2 separate regions of the Homo sapiens genome follow, and region 2 is linked to region 1. A link is a loop called in an ENCODE intact Hi-C map of the cell type or tissue named here. Cell type or tissue: adrenal gland. All regions are shown on one strand. Links, peaks and the distances in the headings refer to the core of each region. The heading gives the core; the rest is flanking DNA. Region 1 overlaps LOC124907986 (a long non-coding RNA gene). Region 2 has its middle 63 kb from the start of ACSL3-AS1.

Evidence for each region. A loop is a pair of places that touch in the nucleus more often than their neighbours do. Peaks named below come from ENCODE experiments on the same cell type or tissue, not always from the same donor. Only the 100,000 strongest peaks of a DNase experiment are listed, where the experiment ranks them.
Region 2: a loop joins it to region 1, with 2.7 times the contacts of the local background. A loop is called at or near these places in 10 of 110 quality-filtered maps.

Annotation. Positions count from the first base shown.
Region 1 is chr2:223,081,529-223,090,470 of GRCh38, forward strand. All of the region lies in intron 1 of LOC124907986 (a long non-coding RNA gene), which reads left to right. Among named protein-coding and RNA genes, the nearest start is that of KCNE4, 34 kb to the left of the region's middle. In adrenal gland, for the core only: a CTCF peak has its summit at 3,446; DNase peaks (open chromatin) are centred at 3,485 and 3,842.
Region 2 is chr2:222,978,367-222,987,308 of GRCh38, forward strand. No RefSeq gene overlaps it. Among named protein-coding and RNA genes, the nearest start is that of ACSL3-AS1, 63 kb to the left of the region's middle. In adrenal gland, for the core only: a CTCF peak has its summit at 3,807 (motif pointing right); DNase peaks (open chromatin) are centred at 3,192 and 4,255.

The DNA.
Region 1 (8,942 bases), core at 307-8,306:
TTATGAGTGGGAGCTAAGCATTGAGTACACATGGTTACAAAGAAAAGAACAACAGGCCCTGGAGCCTACTTGAGGGTGGAGTATGAGAGGAGAGTGAGGATTGAAAAACTACCTATCAGGTACTACGGTTATTACCTGGGTAAGGAACACTAAATCCCTGTGACACGCAATTTACCTATATAACAAACCTGCACATGTACCCCGGAACCTAAAATAAAATTTTTTAAAAATACAAAAATAAAAATAAATAAAAATATACTTATCTCAAAAAAAAAAAAAGAAAAGAAAAAAGAAAGAAACGAGAGGATGTGCTCATGGAGCTATGCCATCTCTGTGAGTGAGTTGCCGTGGGGATAGGAGGAGTTTGGTACTCCAGCCCCAGTCTGCGGTTAATTGTTCTCAAAACTCAAGGCCTCCTTTATATTTTATCAATTGGGAATGCCAGCACTTGATTGCCACACAGCCTCTTCCTTAAATTGTATTTTGAAGATTAATGGTTTGTGGAAGAACATTTAAGGCTTAGATTTCTATCAAGAGACTCATAAAATAAGTATGTAAAATAGAGCTGTGGAAATAGACCATGGCTCTTGAGAATTTTAAAATATGAATCTGAAGCTGCTTACATTTGGATTCTTATCTGTTTTCCATTGGGAACTGAAATGGTCCAACTGTTGGATCAGCGTCTGCGTGGAGCCTTTGGTCTCAGTGCTATCAGTGCCCTCTAGTCATTTTTTTTTTCTAGACATCATTTTACCTTGTTCTTGGTGGACACCCATGGGTCAAGAATCTTCAACAATAAAGAGGTGCAATAAGAAGTAATACTCACAGCCCTGGCTTATGGTGGATAGCTATCAGAATGTTGAGTTCCAACAGATTTGACTTATGGTACAATTTTGATTGCCTTAATTTTTTTGAGAGATGTTTCGCTTTATCTATAGCTCAGAATTGTTTTCAAACTTTTAAGAAGTCCAGAAGAAAGAAAAGCCACTATGTTATTAGGAGGGAATGTCATTTGAGGTAAATCATTGGTTAGTCCAGAGTGATGGGTCTCCATGGGGACAGTGCTGGCCCCAGGGACGATTGGAAATTTGTGGGCATGATCTTGGGCTGTAATATTTAGTGAGTGGGGACCCAGGATGCCAGAGCCCTGAAACGGAGGGGACATTCCTGCACATCAAAGAACTAGGTTCTCCAGGATATTTAAATTTCCCACTGGACAAATAATGATCAGTGTCTTTTGTTCAAAATGTTAGCAAGGGTTGTTAACTGATATAGTAAATTTCATCACCAATGGCAAAGCTCTATGTGATTTGGAGCCACTATCCCGCACACATGTAGCAGTTTACATTGCAGCTGACTCATTTACAAAGATGCTCATGGTATCACGAGAGAGGCAGGCATCTCCCAGCTTCACTAGTCCTCTAGTACAGTCACATAGGGGATGTTTACATCTTGACTTAATTGCTATTTTATTACATATTACTTTCCTTTAATGTCTGCTTTATATTTCTTTTAGGGTGTTATGTTGAATTTTAAAAAATTGTGTTTATAATTAGATTACATTTTGTATAAATGGAGGGTTTGATTTGATTGAGGACTATCGTGGTTTTTTTTTTTTTTGGAGACACAGTCTTGCTCTGTCACCCAGGCTGGAGTGCAGTGGCATGATCTTGGCTTACTGCAACCTCCACCTGCCGGGTTCAACCAATTCTCGTGCCTCAGCCTCTAAAGTAACTGGGAATACAGGCATGTGACACCAAGCCCGTCTATTTTTTTATATTTTAGTAGAGACAAGTTTTCACCATGTTGCCCAGGTTGGTCTTGAACTCCTGAGCTCAGGCAATCCATCTGCCTCGGCCTCCCCAAGTGCTAGGATTACAGGCCTGAGCCACCGCGCCCGGCCAGGACTATCGTTTTAATGCCTGCTGTGATCCAACGTCTATTTACAAAAGGTTGCAAAGCCAAAATAAATAAGTGAATATACTATCATTTCAACCCCCATATAATTTATTAATTAATTAAAATAACATTTATAGGCATTGGCATTGTGCCAGGCCAACAGAGATGAATAAAATTTATTGTTTCTGAGATTCTCAGTGTAAAGAGAGAGATGAAGCAGAAAGTCAATAATTGAAACTTGGGGAGACAAATACAATGAAGACAGATGAGGAGAGCTGAGGGAGGCAGTCATTGTTCCTGGGGAAAAGGAGGGTTTGCAGAAGGAAATATCAAAATAAGCTTCTTCCTGGGGAGGTGAATCTGAAAGGCTGTGTAACGGTCCTTCAGTCTTGGCAATATCCTAAGGTATTTGGATTTTGGCTTAGTCTAGAAGCCTATGGTTTAAAAGAATTTGCCTCTGTTGGCTTCCATCAAGTCAAAGCTGTGGCTGAGCATTGCCCAAGCATCAGAAATGAGCCTATGTGGTATAACTGACAGGTGTCAATGCACCACCTTATTCAACACCTAATTAAGAGCCTCATCTCTGATTTACATCGGAAGCAGACAGGCTGTAGTTTTAAGCACTTCTCATTACTTTTTACTCATGTAATCTTGGACAAGTCACTTAGCTTCTCAAAGCCCTGGATTCATTGCAATAGAAATGAGAAAACCGGTGACCATTCAGTACCCTGGAGTGTGGGCACAACTTTGGCTTCCAATTCACTGGACCTCAGCTTCTCCTCACCCCACAGGGCCTTAGGGAGGTATTGAGGGAGAGGCATTTGTTTGGCTAAAACATTGGGCTAAGAATTGGGAGGCCTGAATGTCCATCCTGGTCCTGCCACTGTCTTGCTCTGGGCCTTTAATCAAGTCTTTGAACCGCTTATGGCCTCAGTTTTCTCATCTTAAAAACAAGGCAGTCAAACAAGGTTATCTCCAAGGCCCTTCGAAGCTCCGACATACTGAATGTGTCCTCATGGTTTCTGCTCATCAGCAGCCTATTTCTACCACCACCTCCACCATCACTTTCTTTTTAAACATTCTTTTGATAATTCTCTTTGAAATAAGCCCTCATTTTGGGTTTCAGTTAAGCTAAGAAAAAAAAATCTGTGGATTTGTTTTCTTTTCCATCAAAATAATTAAAAACTCTTGGACATAATCCATAAGTAAACAAGGTTTCTAGGTAGGAGAATATGAACTATGATTGTGTTAAAGATAAACTAATCTGTAGCTCATGCCTGTAATCCCAGCACTTTGGGAGGCTGAGGTGGGAGAATTGCTTGAGCCCAGGAGTTCAAGACCAGCCTGGGCAACATGGTGAAACTTTGTCTCTACAAAAAAATACAAAAATTAGCCGGGTGTAGTGCGGTGATGCGACAAGATCTTGCTTCCCCCACATATTGTCCTACCTGGCTCTCTCTCATTATTCAGCTTTCAGCTGGAGCATCATTTTCTCAGAGAGGCCTTCCCTGTCTCCCTGTTGGCAGTTACTGTCTAGCCCATCTGTCCCCTGCTGGCTCCATGGGAGCAGGGATCTGGTCTGCCTTGCTTGCCTATGAGTCACCAGCACCTGAAACAGTGCTTGGCTCTTGGTCAGAGCTCAATTTAGGCCTTGACCCCGCATCCCTGGTCGCTACCCAAGGCTGCTATTTAGAATGAGAAAGGCAGGCAGCTGCTGTAAGAGAGATGAATTAGATAATGATTACAGTGATACATCCTATTCTTTTAAATCCTGACTCTGAAGTTCCTGGCTCCCAAATCAGGCTTACCAAATAGCTACTGGTTTTGAGCTGTGATTTAACTTCCCTGGACCTCATGCGTTTTAAAACGGATGAGTTGGATAATTAAAATTAACACCTCACTTGTGTGCAGCCCCCTTTCTTCTGTGCCAGGCCCAGGCCCCGCCATTGATGGGCTTTATGTCATTCTGTCCTCTCTCCAGCCCTATAGGGCTTCTGATTTTCTCTATTTGCAGAGGAGACCTGAGACTTAGATTGAAAAACCTGCCTGTAACAGTTTGCTAGGACTGCCATAACAAAATACCACAAACAGGGGAACTTAAACAAAGAAATTTATTTTCTCACAATTCTGGAGGCTGGTAGTTTGACGTATCATGAGTTTGGTTTCTTCTGAGGCCTCTCTCTTTGACTTCTAGATGGTGGCCTTTGTCCTGTGCCCCGACGTGGCCTTTTTTTCTGTGCATGGATATCCCTAGTGTCTCTTCTTTTTCTTAGGCCACCAGACCTATTGGATTAAACCCACATCCATCCTTTTTTTTTTTTGAGATAGAGTCTCCCTCTGACACTCAGACTGGAGTGCAGTGGGTTGATCTCAGCTCACTGCAAACTCTGCCTCCTGGGTTCAAGGGAGAATTGCTTGAATAGCTGGGATTATAGGCATCCACCACCATGCCCGGGTAATTTTTTTTTTTTCTCGAGACAGAGTCTTGCTCTGTCGCCCAGGCTGGAGTGTAGTGGTATAATCTCAGCTCACTGAAACCTCTGCCTCCCGGATTCAAGCAATTCTCCTGCCTCAGCCTCCTAAGTAGCAGGGATTACAGGCACCAACCACCCCGGCTGGCTAATTTTTTTTGTATTTTTAGTAGAGGTGGGGTTTCACCATGTTGGCCAGGCTGGTCTCAAACTCCTGACCTCGTGATCTGCCCATCTCGGCCTCCCAGAGTGCTGGGATTACAGGTGTGAGCCACTGTGCCTGGCTAAACCCACATCCTTTTGATCTCATCTTACCTTCCCTTCCTCCCTAACATCCCTATCTCGATATTCACCCACATTGAGGGGTTAGAGCTTCAAGATACAAATTTGGAGGTGACACAACTCAGTCTCCAACACTGACCAAAGCCACTGTGCTAACAAACAATAGAGACATTATTTTAATCTAGGTCACATTCCCAGCTCCCCTAACCACTACTTTATACTGCCACCAGGATTTCCTCCCTACTGACATCCATGAAAGATCAAGCTTGGAAAAGCAGGAGGCCCCAGCTCCATCTCTGCAAAGTGGATATTGGGAAGGGAAAGGCAGATGGCTGATGACTGAGCGACTGCCTGGCGTTCCTCCGTGGATGTGCTCAGAATGCATAATTCGATGAATGCTGCTGTATCTCATTACTCTTGGCATGTCTGACGGGAAGGTCATGGTAACAGGAGTTACTGAGCATTACAATTAGCCAGCAACCTTTCCCAACCTCTTCTAAAATTATTGGAAGACAAATTTCACTTCAGTTCTCTCTTGGATAAGGTGGCAGTTATCCAGGGACTTAAAAAGGCCAGCAAAGTTTATAAAGGCAGAGCTGATATTTGCTGGAGTATCTCATTGGAACCGTTGGTTGACAAGAGCATGTATGGCCGCCAAGGCCCAGGAATGAGATTTTCCAGTAACGCTGGTTAGATGGCTGTGGGTCGCCCGCCAGGCATGACCGAGTGTATCTGAGCTGTCTTTTGCCACCTGTACAAATGTCTTCTGAGCGGCTGCTATGTTCCAGGCACACCACGATATGGTTCTGATTCCTCATGACTCCTGCCCACATTAGTAGACAAGCTCAGAATCTAAGTTGTGACCCACACTCCAGGACAGTGCCTTGTATCAGAAACCCAGATAATAATTTTAGTTCTATCAAATTCTGCTGCTGCTCCCATTCCTCCTGCTCTTCCTTCCACTGCCTCCTTTCTTTCTACTTACTGCGTGGCAGGCACTTGATTGACAGTGTGTCCTTTAATCCTCATAAGATCCATAGAAGCATTTACCACCATCACCACTGTTTTTATAGATAGAACCAGCCTACCCAACAGCCTCAAGTGGTGGGGTTTAAGGTGACATCGTTCCATGTTTCTTCAATCGGCGCCCCACCTGTGCTATGTTGACTGTACCTTCTCTGCTGGGTAGAAGGCTCCTTAATAACATAGAGAGCAGATTTGGTAGCTTCCTATTCACCATCAATTCTTTAAAACCTCAGTGCAATCTCAAGCTCTTCCTCATCCTGCATCCCAGGCACTAATATGTGTAAATCCGTCATTCTGTAATAAAATTTTTCACATTTAATGTTATTTTAGTTTACGGGTATCTCTATGTCATGTGACATGATGTCAATGAGTTTTCTTTTATAAGTATTTCCAAAACACAGTGTTGAAGATTTTCACGCAGGCTGATCGAGTGAGTGATGTGCAACACCATGAGGGATTTTGGCATTTGCTGTTAATTGTGAAACACTGTAATTGGTAGCATCTTGAACTCTCTTTAGCAGTATTAGAACAGATTTCATAAAAAACTTTGCTTCTTGGTTTGCATTTGAAGATATTTAGAAATGTTCAAAACTTCTCTGAGAGTTGGATGTATAATGTAGGTGCTGGGCTTGGTTGGCTTGGCGCTGTTGCTTTCCTTGATAACTTGAACATGCAAATACACTATTTAGATAGCAGAGAAGAGCAATCAGATCCTACACATTCCAATGTGTGATCATCTTTATCATATTGCCTAAAAACAGCCTTAAACATTTTTTGGACTTCTTTGTTTGTTTTGCAAGTCTCATGGCCTTCTGGCTTTAATCAAAGTCTTGTCCATTATGATGAGAAAATAAATGTCAGAAACATTTAAATTTACCTAAATGCAAGACACATAAAAGGATTATAGTCCTTCTTTGGCTTCAGAGAAATTGGCTTTTCAAAAAAAGTTTTTAAGTTGACTGCATTTTTGTGAACATTAAAAACTACATTGCATCAAAAAATTGCAAAATTAAGTATATGTAAGCAAAATAGTACTTAAATATAAAGTTTCATTGAATTTTATGACCAACATTCTAAAATTTCACAAGATATCAATTTTGCTCATGTTCTGTATGTTCAAATATATTTCGAAAATTGATATGCTGAAGCTATAACAGTCTATAATGCCCTTTAAAATCTATTTGTTCAAATCATGTTTAAACACTATTTACTTTTAGAAATGAAGTTTTTGTTTTTAGAAAATACTTATGAAATTCTAGCAATAATTAGACTTAAGCTAATTGTTAACATAAAAAGGCAATGCAAATTATTAATAAAAAATCAAGAAGAAACAATTAAGAAAATAAAGTTAATTATAAGCCATGTAAGAACATTTAATACTAGATAATAACAAAAGCAAAAATCATATATATCTCCACTTTTTTTTGTAGAAGAGATTGTGAAAAATAAGAGAAATAAAAAAGTTTACATGTACTCCCCAAACCAAACTTATCACTGGTGATAAGTGACTAAAATACTAACCAGTTTAACTGGGATGATTCACCAAGGTGGTTGAGGGGAGATGCTACTCTGTGCAACCCCTATATGCCCCCACATAATAGTTACTGGCTTCAAAAATTAAAAAAAAATCATAAAGTTGTTGTTTGAATACAACTTTAATTGCTGGAAATATCTGAATGGTTGTAAATGTGGTTTTTAATTTGTTAACACTCTACAACATTGAACCACAAGGTCTCCTAGCTCATGAGTGAGTGGTGGCTTATCAGTCCACAGGTTTGTGCTGTCGAAGTCCACTGCTAGTTTCCATGGAGGGGAACATCAACCCTTTTCTGGCTTGTTAGGACTTTCAAGACCCTTATGTCTCGGTTGCTAAGCATCTGGCCAGGGTCATTTTATGAACCAGACTGTGAGAGTTTCCTGGAATGTGTGTGAGAGATACAGAGATATGGTAGGTCTTAACATAGCAGCATGATTGCCATTACGGATGTGTGTGTTGGAGACTGGGTTGAAAAATATATTCTCTTTGTATCTGGCACTGAATTCTTCTTAGGGAGAGAACTCTCTTGGTTTATAACAACCCTCTACTAAGACCTTTGGGATAGCAAGGAAGAAAGAGCTTGAGGTCAGTAAAAGAGAGTCGAGATAATATAAGACAGTGAAAATGCTCAGAACAAGAAAATAAGAATTATTCTATTCTCAGAGTGAGGGTGGGCACTACAGGGGTGAATTGGCCAGGGGAGCACTGGAAGGCAGGTAGCCTAGTGTTTAAATAGGTTGAGAATGGAGGTGCCAACTTTTCAAATGAATTGTTTATATTTCTGCACCCCTTTCAAATCTATAATAAAGTCAGCCCCCTTGCCCTTTATTTCCTATAGAAATTAGGGAAATGGAGGAAAGGATTACATTTCACTTCCAGGTCCATAGGGGGCAGATATAAATGTCAAGATGGTCCATCCAGGCAAGGTTGGTGCCAGAAAGTTCTGACGTCAAAAACTCCCCCAGGAATGTGCAGATATCACGAAAGATGGCTTCGGACTTGCACAGGCAGTGGAATTGGGATTTTATCCAATTATATATAGATCTCAGGATCCATGAAAGGATCACCTGACATTTTGGTTATGTACAAAAAGGAATGCAGACCTTAAGTGGATAATGAAACTGCTATGAAAGAGACACCCTTTGGACATTAACTTTCAATACAAGGACACTGGCACGAGAGGAGACTGCTCAGATCACCTGCCCTAATGTCTTCATACTTTGTTAATGGAGAAAGAGGCCCAGAGAAATGAAATCCCTAGCCAGGTACCCTAAGTTAGAAATAAGAAAGAACTGTACTCGCAATAATTTTGTGTCATAAAATGGAAAATATTGCCTTGAGGGGAAAACTGCCAGTATTTTAAAGTGTGTCTGGCTTAGAAAGGAGAGACGTCATTAATTGACAAAATGATTTGTTCTGCTAAGTCAGAGTGATGAAACTTACTTCCTGGCCTCACACATCCTTCTGGCAGATCCAATTCATTTTGCTGAACTGCATGTTCTTGGGACTCTTGCCATCTCATTACAGGTAAGAAAGCTGATAAGAGCAGCACCCATTAGACCAGGTGTTCGTGCTGCCTGGGGATCGGTAGGAACAGCCAGAGCCAGAGGCGAAGTTTGAAGCAACATGAAGCACAAAATGAACCATAGGTTCATGATTAATTTTTTCTAGCTCCCATTTTTATGACTAAATTTTTTTGGAAGAAAAAAATACACAGCTAACTTAAA
Region 2 (8,942 bases), core at 720-8,719, 100 kb before region 1:
GTCTTTCCCTTCTATCACCCTGTCTCCATCCTTCTTTATCTATGTCAACATGAAATAATCAAAAGGATCAGAATCCAGTATTCAAGAGTTTGTTCAAGTGAAAAGCTGGGAATAACCACTTAGAAGACACAAACTCCAGAAAAATGGGTTCAGTCCTCCAAAATTAAAAGTTACCTTCCTGCTTATATTGGCAGAAAACAAAGAAGCTTGATAGGATTATAGCATTTTCTATACAGGGCTTGTTGGTGATTTACAACAATTTAATTCATTACAGTTTGTTTTCTTTTCCACAGGGCTTGTTTTCATTTTCTTTCCAATTTAAAAGAATGTATTCAACATTCCATCTTTAGAAAATGTGATAACCATCAAGTCTTTGCATGAGAAAGGTAAGAGGGAAGTTAATCTATAATGAAGATCAACTGTGAAGAGGGATGGGGTCTTCCCTGCCTCCCTTTAGTCATTTACAACATTTAAAAAAACAATGCAGGTAAGGAAGAAGTCTAATCTATAATGAGAGAAACAACAGTTACACCTGCCCAGGTTACAGATGCCTCTCACATGACTCAGGCACTATAGTCATATTTCTTTAAAACTCAAAATAGTTTGGAGTCCCCACAGCCTAGATTTTATTTTCACATCTGCAAGTCATTGAGAACTACTCCTGTCTCCTTGTCCCTCCCTATACCATTTCCTCCCCCTTCTCTGAGTTCTTTTTCCCAGTCTCCTTTGCTGGGCACCTCACAACCCCCACTCATCCTTACATGCTGAAGTCATCCAGGATTTGCTTCCAGATTCCTTGCTTCTATTTCTGAACCCACCTGTTCCTTTTAACCATTTGCCTGGTTTAATTCCCATTGCCTTTCCCCTTGAATGTAAAAATTGAAGTATGACTTACTTGCCTTAAAGTGCACACTTCTTAAATATATATGTGATGAATTTTTACTTATATGTACACCTATGTAGCTGCCAGTTAAACCAAGGTTAGAGAATTTCCAGCTTCCAGAAATGCTCCTGCATGACCATCTCAGCCAGTACCCCACAACGAAGCCTCGAGTCTGACCTCCACCATCATAGGTTAGTTTTGTTTACTTTTGGACTTCATATAAATGGAATCATACCGTGTGTACTCTTCTGTCTTTAATTTGTTTCATTGAACATTATGTCTATGAGATTCACACATGTATCAGTAGCTTATTCTTCTTATTTGGAGTGATTTCAGATACTCCCTACTGATAGCATTGTCTCATGAGCATGAGGCAGTGGGGGAAGAGGAAAATTACAGATAAAAATATAAATAACACCAAATCTGCTGACTATAACGGTTTGAGAATTCCAAGGGAGTTTGAGAATGTTGAGACTGTCTCAGGCAGTGAGTCTTTGGTGGTTAAAGTAAAGCCAGAACTGTTTCCAGCCATATGACCCTTTGAGTCCAATGGCACCTTAGAGTTATGGGAAGTTGTTTACCTGGGAGACGATAATGTCCACATCTCAGTGTCCAGTGCCCTGGTGTTGAACACCTAGACACCTAGACTAGTACTTTCTATTTTGAGCAAAGATGGGACCTTGTGCTCCTGGGACCTTTAAATTTTTGTGAGGAGCCAGTGGATATGTCGGTGCACCGGCATTGAGACTACATGAATACTACGTCTTGCAAATGTATTTATTGCCACTTTTGTGGTCTGCATAGATGCTCTTCTGATTAATAAATATAAAAGTACTAGATGTATCATTGACTCCATTGTTTTCTGCCATTTAGATAGCTTTTTAAAAAATGAAGCAAAAGGAAAAGTATGATGACATTCATGTAGAAGTGCTTTGGAAATTTTCTGGTATTAAGATATGTTCTTTTATACTTAGAAAGGTTAGAAACCATCTCGGTTTATTGTACCCAGAAAGCATTTAGGGCTCAAAATGTGCTCGTTGAATGTTGAACAAACAAGGAGATGGGGCTCCTGGGAGAGTAAGTGACTAGACAAAGGTCTCACTGCAGTTAATGGAAAAACTGCACAGGAAGGCAGGTCTCACGGCATCAAGAAAGTCTAAATTTTTACCCCTAAGGTTTTGCATAGATAACGGCTCCTGGGAACCATCTTCTACCCTCCTTGTGTCTGGGTCTTTCTAATTAGGCTTTCTCCCTTGTGTACCAAATTCTCCCACAAATCACTAAAGATTTTATAGGCCTTAAATTGAAAACAAGATGATATCATTTTGTCATAGTGCACAAGTTAGTAATAAAATAGTGTGATTGTTTTTCAGTGATTTGATTTGAGAAGTTTGTAGTTATTTGTGCCCAGACAGGTTAACCAGTAACTGCTTAGCCAGCTTGTCTGCATTCAGTTCACTCTTTAGAAGGAGCAGCCTTTGACTAACCTCTCCCCATTTCCCCCATCCCCAGCCTCTGGCGGCCACTCTTCCACTCTATTTCTATGAGTTTGACTTTTTTAGATTCCACATAGAAGCAAGATCATACCGTCTTTGTCTTTCCCTGTCTGAGTTATTTCACTTGGCATCATGTCTTCCAGGTTCATCCAAGTTGTCGCAAATGGCAAGATTTGCTTCTTTTTGGCTAAATAATATACAATTATATATATATACACACACACAAACACACATATACATGTATTTCACAATTTATGTATTCATGTCAATGGACACTTATGGTGGTTATACCTTGGTTATTGTGAACAGTGCTCCAATGAATAACGGAGTGCAGCTATCTCTTTGAGCTATTGATTTCATTCCTTCTCAACACCACACACACACACACACACACACACACACACACACACACACACACACACACACACTGGTAAGTAGGTGAGGTGATGGATGTATGAACAAAATTGATTGTGGTCATCATTTTTTCACAATATATACATATATCAAATCCTAATATTGTACATCTTAAACTGATAGAGTTTTGTCAGTTAGTTATACCTCAATAAAGCTGGAAAAAATAAATAAAAGGAACATCCTGCTGGCTGTCTCTGTGGGACAGCCTGGCCCAGCAGAGCCACTCTCCAGACACTGCACATGCATGTGTCCCTGTAAGAAGCCGCTGCTGTTCCTTCCTGAACAGTGAAGCTGGTCCCTGTGAGATGTTGCCATCCTTGGGGGAATACCTCAAGTGGCTTCTGCAATGTTCAAAGGCTTCTGCGACAACCTCAAACCGACCTCTAGCCCTCCAAAGATTGTGCTGGACTCTGCCTGGAAGGGTGAGGGAGGTGCCCATTTTTTCTCTTGCCCAAAGACCCTCCCCTTCTTCCATGTGTGCCTGAAGCTGTCTTGAGGCACCAGAGAGCCCCTGTCTGTTTTTCACTCATTTCTGCTAAGCCTGTGTTCACAGATTGAGGTAAACCCCGCTGGAGAAATAGAATCTGCTTTCAGCTTCATCTGCAGAACTAGGTCACTTTAGTCTTTTGCTAACCAGATTACCAATAAAAATTGCCTGGAAAAAGATGGAGAATGAAAACAAACAAAATGAAACAACATTAAGACAAAAGATAAATCTGTGATAATTTCTTGAGTATAGCATGTTTCTATTTCTGCTTCTGTGGTTCAGATATTAAAGACTTAAAGTAAATCTCTTTGTTGTAAGATTAAAGAGAATTTCCCATATTAAATAAAATTAAAAGCTTGGATTAAAGGAAGCAACACTATCAGCTAGTTTCTTCCATTGGTTGCATCATCGACATCTTTGAACCCCAGGATTTAAGATGGAGCAACTTCCAAAAACTCTTGTCCTTTCAAGCCATTTCTGCGGTGACACTGAGGCTACTGGGGAATCTGTTTGGCCAGTGGAGGGCACTTCAGCCTCTTGCTCTGGGTGTAATCACTTTGCTTTTCACACATGACCTGGCAGAGCTGATGCAACTCTAGTGCCTCACACAAACATTTCCATTTGCAACCTACTGGATTGTGTCATTCATCTCTTTTTGCTCTTGCATTTCCTTCTAATATTGAAGGTAGACTTGCTGGCTTGGAAACCTGACATCTGTGCTTTGAAGTCTAGGAGGATGAAAAAGTCTTGAAGCCAGGACAAGATGGCCCGCAAAGGGATCAGGTTTTATTCTGACCAAAATAAAGACTTTTTAAAGACTTTTGAAGCCTTGTTTATGCTATCAGGGCTCCAATTTAAAAGATGTCACTGTCAGTAGATGTCTTCTGATTTTGAGAAGCACATGTGATGAGTTCTGGGTCACTCACCTTCCCACGGTGTCCTCGGTGTTCCTAGCCTCATTGTTGCTCTCAGCCAGCCTCAACCAAAACCACTTCCTCTGGAAGCCTGTCCCTTCCCCCACTCCCATTTGCGAGTCTTCCCAGATGCCCTTTTCTAGTGCTTCAACCACGGTCCCCCACCTGCCTCTCCCTCTACCTGCTCCCTTAACAGCTCCACCTTGCCCCTCCTCTTAAGGGTGAGGAGTAGCTACAGGTAGAGAAATACTTAACGTCATGCTTTTATTTTTGGACTCCCCAGTAGACCTGAGTGCTTTATTCAAGGAGGACATCAGCATTGATTTTCCCTCTCAGCAAAGTGCTTTAAAGGTGAAAGTGCCTTTTCACAGAGCTGGGGCCACCTTGCATCATAGCCTTGGAGCCATTTCTGTGTGGCAGAGAGAAGGCTACCCACTCCTTCCCCACTTCCCGTCTCCATTGACAGCCTTCTCTTTGAAGCTGATGTGTGCCTCTGACTTTCTGCAACCCTGAACTTTCAGCATTGTGTTTTTCGGCTAGCCATTCTACAGCTTGATCATCTGAATGCAGATATGCATAGAGGTTCTGCTCGTGACCATGTGACCCACCTTTGTATCCTGCAAGAACAATGGGATTGGTGTGGAGGATGAGAGCTGGAGCTCTGGAGTCAATATGCCTAGAGGGAATTGTGGATTACTATCATGTAATCTTCAGCAAGCTAATTAATGGCTCTGTGCCTTAGTTTCCTCCTCTGCAAAATGAAGGTAGTAACGGAAGCTACTCATGGGATCATTAAAAGAATTCTATGAGACAGTACTTATTATAAATTTAAAGTGGTTTGTGACATATAGTAAATGGTCAAAAAATGTTAGCTAGTAGTCAAAATAGAAGTAGGGTGAGATTTAATTACATTTATAAAAATCACTCAAGCCTGCAAATGCCCAGTGCACCTGAGGGAGTGACAGAATCATCATTGTCCAAATCTAGTTCCTACTTGTCCCAAGCAAGAAAATGTCAGGGCAAACAGCTCCGTCCTTTCTTCCTCCATCTGTGAGGTAGCAATGTGAATGCCTCTCTTCCTTTTTCTCTAGGTACCCATAGTAGGAGAGACAATGTATTCTACACCAGGACTTCTAAAATGTTCATGTGCGTAGAACTCACTTGGAAATCTTAGACAGATATGGATTCTGATTTAGTAGTTCTGGGCTGGGGCCTGAGAGTCTACATTTCTTTTCTTTCTTTTCTTTTTTTCTTTTTGAGATGGAGTTTTGCTCATTTTTCCCAGGCTGGATTGCAATGGCATGATCTCAGCTCATTGCAACCTCTGCCTCCCTGGTTCAAGTGATTCTCTTACCTCAGCCTCCCAAGTAGCTGGGATTACAGGCATGCACCACCATGCCAGGCTAATTTTTTGTCTTTTTAGTACAGATGGGGTTTCACCATGTTGGTCAGCTGGTCTTGAACTCCAGACCTCAAGTGATCCACCCACCTCGGCCTCCCAAAGTGCTGGTATTACAGGCATGAGCCACCATGCCTGGCTGAGATTCTGCATTTCTTTCAAGGTCACAAGTGCTGCTGTTGCTTCTGGTCTGGGCACCACATTTTGAGTAGCAAAGATCTATACGATGATCTGACCTGGAGGCAGGAGCCCATCTGGGTGAATATTAGGTGGAAAAGAACACCAGGAGTGGCTCAGCTGCTAGGGCTCAGAATGGTGTTTCAGGCTCCTGTGTGGTTATACCCCAGAAATGCAAATGGACTCTTGCTAAAAGGTTCTGAAATGGCCACAAATATTTGAAAACCCTGAGGCCAAGGCCATCTTATTTTGGGCTCAGTCTTTATGTATTTTTATTTTAAATATTTATTTTATAGATCTATCTATCTATGTATCTAGCTATCTAGCTATGTCTGTGGTCCCCCACCCAGAGATGGACTCAGTACACAAGGGCCATTTTCCACACCCCTGATTGCAGTCACAACCAATTAGCAGGACCCAAGGACCCATTCCCTAGTCCCTATATATATGTACACACACACGCACACACACTCACACACACACTTTTTTTTCAAGAGAATCATAGTAAACTTTAAAAAGGGACTCAAACATGCATTTTGAAAGCAAAGGTAGTCACAGTAAATGCAGTACATTTTTGAAAAAATGATTCAGATATACATTTTAAAAGAAAAGTCACAATATTTTCAGCATTTTAAAGTTTTAGGAATACATGACATAAAGTTCTTGTGACTCTGGAGCCCTACTTTCCTCTTTATCCTCCCTTCTGTGTATGTACAAATCACACATTCATATCCATATTTCATTTGGCTAAAATGGTAAGTTTCTAAGCTTGTAATTCTTCACTGTTATTGTAAGGGGAACTTGAGGGAGGTGGTCAAAGTGAGGGGCAGGGAAGGAGCCCTTCCCGGTGAGCAGCAGCAAACTACCACTGGAGCAAGGTCAAGACTGTCTTGATTTGCAGCTAGTTCCATCAGCCCAGAGTTTTTCAGAGCACACCAGCAGCTCTGAAGTTTCCTATCCTGTGTTTTAATGTGGTTTTTTGAGATTTAATTTTGGTGAATCAGATCCTCAGGGGCATACATTTTTATATTCTAGGCTAAAGCTGCCACAGGGAGGGAAACGTAGGGATTCTTTTTTAGATTAAGTGGTATCTGTCATTTGCAGATACTCATCTTTGCAGATGCCCATCTTTGATGGCACTTTTTATGTAGGTAAGTTTTGTGGTCCATGGGTCTCTGGTTCATAGTACGTGGCTGACTCAGAAGAGAGACTCTATCCACAAAGGTGTAATCACTTGACACCCTCTTTGTGCCTGCTGCACAGACAAAACCAATTCACTGAGACCACGGTATTGCAGTAAAGAAAGAGTTTAATTAATGCTAGGCTAAACACATGGAAGATGGAGTTATTATTACTCAAATCAGTCTTCCCAAAGGCTTGGAGGTTAGGCTTTTTCAAGGCAGGGGACTAGGGAATGGGTCCACATGATTGGTTGGGGATGCAGTCATAGGGTGTGGAAAATGGTCCGTGTGCTGAGTATGCCTCTGGGTAGGTTTAGGGGGTGCAGAAGATCAGTTGAGTCATGAGCCATGAGTCTAGGTGGGATTACTGAGTTTCCAGAATGCAAAGGTCTGAAAAGCATCTCAAAAGACCAATCTCAGGTTCTATAATAGTAATGTTATCTATAGGAACAATTGGAGAAGGCACAAATCTTGTAACCTCTGGCCACATGACTCCTGAGCGGTAGGAGGTTATAGAAACTATATCTACATTTTAGTGGAGTTCAGGCTCCTCCCATAATCCTAATCTCATGGCCTTTCACCAGGTTTTTGCACTGAGCAAGGGGAGAATTAGTTTTAGGGAGGAACTGTTCTCATCCTTGCTTCCAAGTTAAACTATAAACTAAATTCCTCCCATGGTTAGCTTGGCCTACGCCCAGGAATAAGCAAAGACAGTCAGCCTGTGAGGCTAGAAGCAAAATGGAGTCAGCCCTGTTAGACTTCTCTCACTGTCATAATCTTTACAAAAGAGGTTTCAAGGTTGCCAGGAGAGTTTCACAGGACCTGGTCCATTTGGATGTAAGACACCTCTTTCTTCAGACTTCCTCCATGTGGACCCATTCTGCTGCTGGACTGGATATGTTGATGTGAAATTTGCTGTTGACCTGGCAGTCTACATTCATGCTGCAGAAGGACAGTCGTAGCAATGTATTTCCTGAGTATTGGAAGAAACAGCCAAAAAAGAATTGACTTCACCTTGAGATGAACCCCGTACCCTTGAACCTGTAGATGTATATTCATGAAAACAAATGGAAGGACTTTGGGCACTTGACCTCTATTTTGTTACAATTTATATTATTAGCAGCAGAGATTTAGGCCAGGAGACTGGATTCTTGTTTGTGACCTTGATAGAACGTATTAACTTTATTTATGTTGTAATGTGAATGATTCTTTGACTTTAGGAGAGGGAAGTCCACTTCCTTGAATGTAAGTTATACATTTTATTTTATTTTTCCGTCAACTGGGAGAAGTCCATCTCTCTACTAGGCTGATAAGCTCTTACCATATGTACATGTCTTTCCTTTTATATGTTTAAATCTTTGAATTTTATAGAATACTAAGAATTGAAACTTTATGCACTTTTGAACCTTTGAAATCTTTCTTTCTGCTAGGACCATACGACACTTAAATATACCTAAATTATATCTTATTAGATTTTGAATATTTTATATGGCTCTGTCTGATTTGATGCCAGAACTCACTGGGTAATTCTACTATTATTCTCCCTGGAGTTAAAAACTGCTTTTTATTTATATTCACTCTTCCTAATCTTTGTCAGTACACAAATGTGATTGAATAACAAGGCTCAACAGAAATACATGAAAGTATTTCACTCTCTTTTAAAATGTTTTATGTTAACTCTTTTTCATTTTGTGTACAACAAGTATTTTTCTAAAAACTTTATTTCTCAGACCCCTTTGAGAATCTGACAGGCTGTAGATTCTCTTTCTAGAAAAATACACACACATATAAGACATTTTGTCCCGGCTCTTAATTATTGGTTATTACTGGGTTATATTAAATTCTTTATCTGCACTTCACTTTTTGTGGTATTTCTGTCTTCCTATTTTTTCTTATATTTTCTCATTTATTTGTTCTTTCTTTTAATCAATTTCCTTTCTTTCAATTTAATATCTAAGTACTATAACACAGCTATGAGCGCATTGCTATAG